2 separate regions of the Mus musculus genome follow, and region 2 is linked to region 1. A link is a loop called in an ENCODE intact Hi-C map of the cell type or tissue named here. Cell type or tissue: gastrocnemius. All regions are shown on one strand.

Region 1 (4,000 bases):
ATTAAGACAGCCTATGAGAAAGGAAGAGAAGCCACAGAGACCATGGGGTCCAGAAGGGAACAAGGCCCCAGTAGTGAAGGCAGAGGCGTTCCCTGCTTGATCATTATAAAATAGCCCCTCACTGTTTGCTTTCTTTCCTTTTATCTGTTTTTCCCTTTTGGAGACAGGGTTTCATGTAGCTCAGGTTAGCCTTCAACTTGCTATATAACAGAACCTCCACCACCTGGATGCTGGGATTACAGGTTTGCACCACCACACCCCATCTGTGTGATTCTGGGGACAGAACTCAGGGCCAGAAAGGATAACTTATAATTATATTCATTTATTTTGCTCTAGTTAAATCAACTCCACCATCTTCTCAGCCACAGTCCACCAATGTTAATCCCCTTGTCTCTGTTTTCCCAACTTCAGGACCCCTTCCTTGCCAGCAACAAAGCACACAGAGAGAGTGCCTGTTCTATAATTTAACATGGAGAGTAGACAGCATCCTGTCACCAAGGCTTTAGTTTAATACTTGCAACTATACTGAGTAGCCAAAGGACACTGGAGTTAGCCTCTCCCAGCCAGAGCAACATGGGGATCTCCAGTTTTGATATGCTTCCTTCTGAGGATGAGGGAGCCACCTTATCCAGTGCTGGCTGCTTTGTTTTTGGATAATAGTCATTGATGGGAAAGTTGTCTTTATCAAAATCTTTCTGACCTAGCACTTACAACCCTCTGTTCCTACTTCTTGGCCATTATTCCCTCCATCCATGCATCCATTCATTCATCCCACAAGGAGTTCACTGGCACGTAGTATGTGCCAAACAGTGCTCTAGGCACAAGGCGCATGAACATCATCTAAGAGAAGCTGGAATCCTAGGAGGAAGAGAAACATTAAGAAGACAAAATGTATAGGAAATTTTCACATAGCGAGAAACATATATAAGGTCTGAGTCATACAAAGTGATAGGGGAGAGAGCTGGGAAGGTAGCTCAGCTGGACGAGTGCTTGCTTGCCTAGCATGTTCGAGGCCCTGAGTTCTGTCCCCAGTATCACACAGATGGGGTGTGGTGGTGCAAACCTGTAATCCCAGCATCCAGGAGGTGGAGGCAGGAGTATCAGGTGCTCCCTGGTATCCTCCGTTATGCAGCAAACTGAAGGCCAACCTGAGCTGCGATGTGAGACCCTGTCTCCAAAAGGGAAAGAAAAAGGAAAGAAAGGAATAGAGGGAAAGCACCTGAATAGTGGGCGTGGCTGTCTTACAATGATCAGGCCAGTGAGAAGGAGTCAGCTCATCTGTAGCATGAGGAAATCAATGGAGAGAGGACACATGATTCTTCCAGAGTCGCCATGGCTAAATGACTGACACTCGTGTCCCCCTGCCCCTGCTGGATGTGGGCAGCAGTAACTGAACACAAGCTTAGGGTTCTCAGTGTTTGTGAGCCCCACCTCCCAACACACACACACGCACACGCACACACAGAGTCCTCTCTCAGTCTCATAAGTTATTACCCACCTCTCACCCAACCCCTTTATGGACCCTGGCTGTAAAATGTGGGACTTGATCTAAAATAAGTATAATGGGCTGATTTGGTTCTAAGATCCAACAGGTCTGGGTTCAAGTGTAACAATTACTATTTGCCAGTTAGTGTTATTTCTTTTTCATGGTAGTATGAAGACCTGAATAGTCTCGTGGGCTCCTTAAGAAAATGAAATTCGAAATTATTACATAAGGAAGTGGTATATAAAGAGATATTCATTGACATCAACTACTTAAAAGAGACCTCACCTTTAATCCTAGCGCTCTGGAAGACAGGGGTAGGAGGATATCTGAGGTCAAGGGCAGCCTGGTTTACTTAGTGAATTCCAGGCCAGCCAGGGCTACATAGTGAGACTAAAAACCAGGGACAGCTCTCAGAACTAAATACATTGTGTTCGTCAAAGCAGCCCTCATAACTAAATATGTTGTGTTTGTCAAAGGTTCTTCCTTCAGATACATTTCCATGGGGTTGAGGAATGGTTAACAGTCCTGGAATGTATCAGGTAAGTCAGGGAGCCTGCTGAGGAAGGCTAATAGGGAAGCACTGTGACCCTCTGCAAAGGTTTAACTCGTACTCCCTCTTGTGTTCTAAGTGGGAAGTGCACTCCCTCTGGACTGACGAGTAGCCATGGTGCTGAAGTAAGCCTAGCTACCGAGCAGACTAGAAGGGAAGGAAGGTCTGACAAGCACCTACTGGGTTGATTTTTGGTATCTCATCTTTTTCTCTCACGATCCATTCAACAGAAGCAAAAGCCCAAGTGACTTTTCTAAGACCTAAACACTAAGAAAACAGGGTGAGGGTGGGGGTGCGGGTGGGGTTGACGTTCATGGCACTGCAGGACAAAGCCACACACCCTTATGCGTTTGATCAGATGCTTTTCTCTGTGGATTTACCACCAACCATCAACCCTTTTGAATGTTATTCTCTGGCCACGGGGCTGTTTTAGCTGTTGCAGCTCACTGTTCTTACACGAGCCTCAGTCTCAATCTTAGATACCATCCTCAATACCCTTCATTCTCTTAGAGAGTCACTTCCTACTTAACCGGCCACAGTATCCTTCTTACTTAGGGAGAATACCATAGCTCTCTCTTTTGGACCTCAGACTTCGTGTGGGCTCAACGAAGGCTGAGCCGATGAGATGTTCAGCCCTAGGAAGTTACAGTCGCCCAATCTCTCATTCAGCAATGGTTGTAATGATTGTGCCAGACGAGCAGCTCCCACCCTCATAGAATTTACATTCTGGTGAGGCAACCAGATAGACAACCTCAACGGCAACAGATTATCCCCGTCAAAGTGACTTTAATGGAAAACCGAAGAGAGGGCTAGGGAATGGAGCTCAGTTGTAGAGCATTCGCTCCAACTGCGCTCTGGATTGGATCTCCAGCACTGTATACACCAGGCATGGTGGCACTTGCCTTTAATCTGAGCACTGGGGATATGAAGGCAGAAGGATCCGAAGTGCAAGGTCATCTTCAGCTGCATGGTGAGTTTGAGGTGATACCCAGGGCTAGACTTGGGTTGAAGGGACAGAAAGCAGTGAATAGTTAAAGACTGTTTTAATGGCATGGTCACTAAAGATCTCATAAAGAGACATTGCATAGATTTCTGAGGAAGGAGAAACAAAAGGTGGGGAAGAGGATCTCTGATGGAAATAGCTACACCTGCCAACCCCCAAGGACCTCTGAACACCAGAGAGAAGCCAAGTGTGACTGTATTTCTATGCACCAGTGATGGGTGCTGAGGAACTGGAGTTGAATTTGAGATTCAGGAGAACGAGGGGTCCTGGGGAAGACTGCTCAAGAGCTCTTTTCTGGGCTTTGCTGAAGTTGTTGTTCTAATATAGCTCAGGGTTCAAAGCAAGGATGGAGAAGCAACAATAGACACACAGAGTGATTATCACCAATAGGACCAGATGTGCTCAGGAGACAGAAGGTCTCACAGAGGAACAAGTCTGATTGCATGTTGCCCTTGAGCTCCTAAGCTCCACTGAGGCAGAGGATGGGAGGAAATATCTTGCTCCTGCATTCCGTGTACAGGTGGAGGCTTTCCTCCTAGGGGAGTAAACGAAGTTCTATGTGAACTTTGTTCATACAACAGGACATTGTAGGAAAGATTACAGTATGAGCAGGTTACATGGCTGAACGAGAATAATATACCGTGTAACTGGAGAATTGGGGCCAAATTATGTCACTATTCAAGCAATACCATTAATAATAACAGAGGAAGAAAGTCAATGAAGTGTTCTAAGCCAAAAAAGGGGGTGGGGTGGAGTGGGGTGAGGATTTCATTTTAAAGAGAGCAATGACTGTAAAGAATATTTACAGAAAGTAGAGTATGGTGACTCCTACCGATCGATAATCCTAGCACTTGAGAGTCTGATGCAGGAGGATAGCCAGCTTGAGGTCAGCTAGGGTTTCATAGAAGATCCTATCTCCAAAAAAAAAAAAAAAAAAAGCCAGCGGTTAAGAGCACATGGG
Region 2 (4,000 bases), 150 kb before region 1:
GCATTTTATTTTAGATGCCATTATTAAAGAAGCAATCTTTTTAATTTCACGTTTGGATTTTAATGAGGAGGAGCTGGGGAAAATGGCTCAATCAATAGAGTGATTGTTACATAACAATGAGACCTGGGTTCAATCCCCAGCACTACGTAAGAGCCTGGCACTGAGCTATACAACTCTAATGTCAACACGAGGGAAGCAGAGACAGGAAGAGCCTGGGAGCTTGCTGGCCAGGCTAGACACCTAGTGAGCACTAGGCTCCTGAGAGTTCAAACACAGGATGTGGAGCCAGTGTGGGTGCACATGCCTCGAATCCCAGCACTCAGGAGGCAAAGGCTGGTGATCTCTGTGAGTTTAAAGACCACCTTAATGTATATAGTGACTTTCAAGACAGCCATGCATATACAGTAAGACCTTGTCTTAAAAAGAAAGAAAAAGGGGGGGTGGGGGTGGAGGCAGGGAGAGGAAGGAAGAAGACATGTAACAGTTTGCTCCTTCTTCCCCAATATTCTGACGGTTTTAGAGAAATACAACAGAACGTGCCCAGTATTTCCATGTGTATAATGGCATTAAGTAATAGTTACCTATCCAGGGCTTCCTTGAAATACTTTCTCTGGACATCAAACTGAAAGACTGTGCGTTCACAATCAGTTGAGGCATTATCACTACCTCCATGTTTCTTGAGGAAGGCATCAAATCCATTCTCATCAGGGTATTTCAAACTACCCATGAATACCACTAAATGGGAAGAATAAAATGTCACACAACAGAAAGAAATAGACAGAAACTTTTATTATCAAAGATGAACTTCTCTATGCATAGAAGATAAAGTCACATGTTAACAATGGCTGTGTCTAACACTTTTACATTGATGCTGTGCATCATTCTACAATGCTCACATTATTTCTAATCCAAGAAAACCCAAATGTTTCATGTTTAAAAACAGGTGAGTAATTTGCTTATAAAAAGGGTAAAACTTAAACATAAGCTTATGTGCAGATTAACAACTACCATAAAAAGGTGTCAAGTAAGAGGTTCACTTTCAAATAACCTAGAAGCTAAAAATATTTTTAAAAAATGACTAATGCAGAAAGCCATCACATGTGTAAGCATTTGTAGCTGTGTAATGTCCACGTGTTTTCACTGAGACATACTCATAGCTAAACTTATGGTTCCTTTTGTGGCATATTAATCACACCTTTTGATTGTATTTTCAACACTCTGATGTCACTGGGTGCTATGAACATTGAAGCAGACTAGTCCAACCAGAGCTGGCCAGTTCCTAGAGAGCAACAACTGTATCTTGCTCTGTTCGCCATACTGTAGCCAACTAATGATGTCTACAGTAAAACAGGTTTGGGGCTGGAAAGATGGCTCAGTGGTTAAAGCACTTGCTGAACAAATGTGAGAAGAGGGTTCAGATCCCTAGAACCCATGTAAAGTTCATTTCAGAAGGCAGAGACAGAGGCTCCCCAGAGCAAGCTGGATAGGCAAACCAGGCATACTGGCAAGCTCTGGGTTTGACTGAGACCCTACCTCAATGAATAAAGTACAGATTGAGGAAGATACTGCTTTTCATTCAAATCCATAATATAAGTATACTTAGATGAAAAGTCTTTCCCTATAGTTATTCCTAAATCAGCATTTTTCTTCTTAGCTTTTTCTTTGTTTAAATGTACTTCAGTTAACCAATTACTAATCTTTGAAGTCAATTAATACAAATGTAAAGGGAAAAAGGAAACCACACCCAGGAATGATATTTTACAAGATCTTACTGTGCTCCAAAAAGTGTGCCAGCCCAGGCAGGTCATCTGGATCAGCAAAGCTCCCAACTCCAACACACAGAGCCGCTGCAGACTGGGGTAAGTAGAACACATACAAACAGTGGCGTCAATCCTAAAGCAGTACCAGCACCTCAAGGATTCACTTGGAGAAGCTTGCCAACAGAAAGAACAGAACTCTCCCTGGGAGTCAGGAGGAGCAGCAAAGTGAAACTCACCAGCACTGTGTCAGTTTCACCCTGCTGCTCCTCCACTTGCCATCCTGCCAAATGCTCAACAGGTGCAGACCTGAGGGAGAAAGCAGAAACAGAAACAAGGCAGAGGCCGGCCTCCCGGGCCTCCCGGCAGGCCGCAGTTCACGCTGCTGATTCAGGACTCTGAACCACGCTGTGCCTGAGTTACTAGGCTTTGGAATTCTGCAGAACTAACACATCTGGGTAGGATGAAGGGCTCTAAGCAATTTAAAATGTTTACGCTGAGTAACTCAGTTACAAGACACTCAAGACTTCTCAGTGTGCTACTCAGAAAGTTTAATACTAATATGGGGTGGGGATGGGGGTAAGATAACCATTTAGGAAAATATTTAATAAAATAGTAAGTAAATGGTTAAAAGAGAAAACTTGCTATTAAAAAGCTACAGCAATAGGATTTAAGAGGCTCTTTAGTTCTTCCTTTTGCATTGAACACACACATATAAATCATGTATTACTTATCAATGTGCATTTGCCAAATTCCTTGGGAAAATTCATTTTTAACAAAAATAGATGGCCAAGATATACACAAAATTCTGTTTTTAATGACTAACACATACTATCATCATTAGTTAAAATTTTGGGGTTTTTTTTTTTAAGTAAACGAAATAGTAAATTTGAAAACAGGAAAGTATATATTAACTTTTCCAACTTTGTATTAATTTTCAGAACTAGTGCATTTGTGAAGCACTGTTTGATAAGGTTGTCCTTATAACATAGCATGCACCTTGGGTTTCTAAAAGAGCCAAACAGCCTCACTTGATACTTCAAGTCCCATTTTTGAAGACTTAGCACATAAGCTCATTTAAAACATGGAAGAATAGCCACTTCTTCAAGCACAGTCTAACCTGTTCTGTGACATTTAATAGATGCCTAACCTGCTTTCAGCTCCAACTACCCCATAAAGATTTCTTGTCTCGACCAGCAGGGTTGAAGACATTTTTGAATAAGATGACTTAAACCACAGTCTATCAGTCAGCTTTGACCACAGCAAAAACAGGTTCTGCGATTGCTAGAAAAGAAATTCATACTTGAGGATTTTCTACCCAAGAATTTTATACTTGAGAACTGAGTTATAAAACTCAAAATTATGAACAAATCATAATTCAAATATATCATACTTAAATTTCAATCTTGTTAACTTATTAACTTTTCAGATCAAGAAAAACTTCTTTTCAAAGAACAGAAACATAATTTAAAAAATGTTCTAGGAAAGTAATTAACTTCTCCAAAAGCTAACATTTTTTTTCCCATTTCATTTCTTAATGAGAATTATTTACCTTAAATAAGGCTCACATTTCTCAAATAAAAATTAAAGCCTAAACATTCCTCAGAGCCAATGCGATTCTGAAGCCACCTCTCACCTACACTAACTTCTTCACTTTCCCTTCCAGATGCTTACGTGCCTCACGTACACACTAAGTAGAAACCATTTCTTACTCTTAAAAGCATGGAATCTTTTCTTCCACTAGGATACCTACTGCTTCACAGCCAAAATGATTTGGTCTCTTCACACCTAATTGCTTTATCAAAAGAAGTCCATGACACAGGAAAACTTGCAGTTTTTTATACAGAGAAAGACAGATATAGAAACTTAGAGGTAAGAATCTAAGATTTAATAATACTGTCATTTTGGGAGCTAAGGTAGAGCTCACAATTGTGTGACCTTAAAGGTGGGTGTGGAAGAAAGAAAGCCAGGCAGCATAAGATCCCCCAGAAGTCAGGGGCAGACCTAGAGCTAGAACTCAGGTGCATCTTAGGATGTCTGTGATTTCTTAATCCATTAACAATTAGAAATAATCCTATTAATTCCCAATTTGCCTATAAAAAAAAAACTTTAGAATTGTCTACCAAGTGGCATATATACAAATTTATTCAGTATCTTAAGTTTCACCTCTGAAGTTCTCCAAGCGAACGCAACTTGGCTTACTATCTCACACACACACACACACACACACACACACACACTCT

The links. Hi-C counts contacts between places; a loop is a spot of excess contacts. Peaks named below come from ENCODE experiments on the same cell type or tissue, not always from the same donor. Only the 100,000 strongest peaks of a DNase experiment are listed, where the experiment ranks them.
Region 2: a loop joins it to region 1, with 3 times the contacts of the local background. A loop is called at or near these places in 1 of 42 quality-filtered maps.

Annotation. Positions count from the first base shown.
Region 1 is chr4:108,868,279-108,872,278 of GRCm38, reverse strand. No RefSeq gene overlaps it. Among named protein-coding and RNA genes, the nearest start is that of Rab3b, 8.8 kb to the left of the region's middle. In gastrocnemius, a CTCF peak has its summit at 2,114; a DNase peak (open chromatin) is centred at 2,108.
Region 2 is chr4:109,015,693-109,019,692 of GRCm38, reverse strand. Nrd1 (nardilysin, N-arginine dibasic convertase, NRD convertase 1) reads right to left here. Exons shown (of 31, transcript NM_146150.3): 3 at 1,773-1,854; 4 at 582-735. It overlaps Mir761 (microRNA 761), which reads right to left and starts at 2,038; the gene lies at 1,963-2,038. In gastrocnemius, no CTCF peak of the experiment used is centred here; a DNase peak (open chromatin) is centred at 2,055; H3K4me3 peaks cover 1,216 bases; H3K27ac peaks cover 1,902 bases.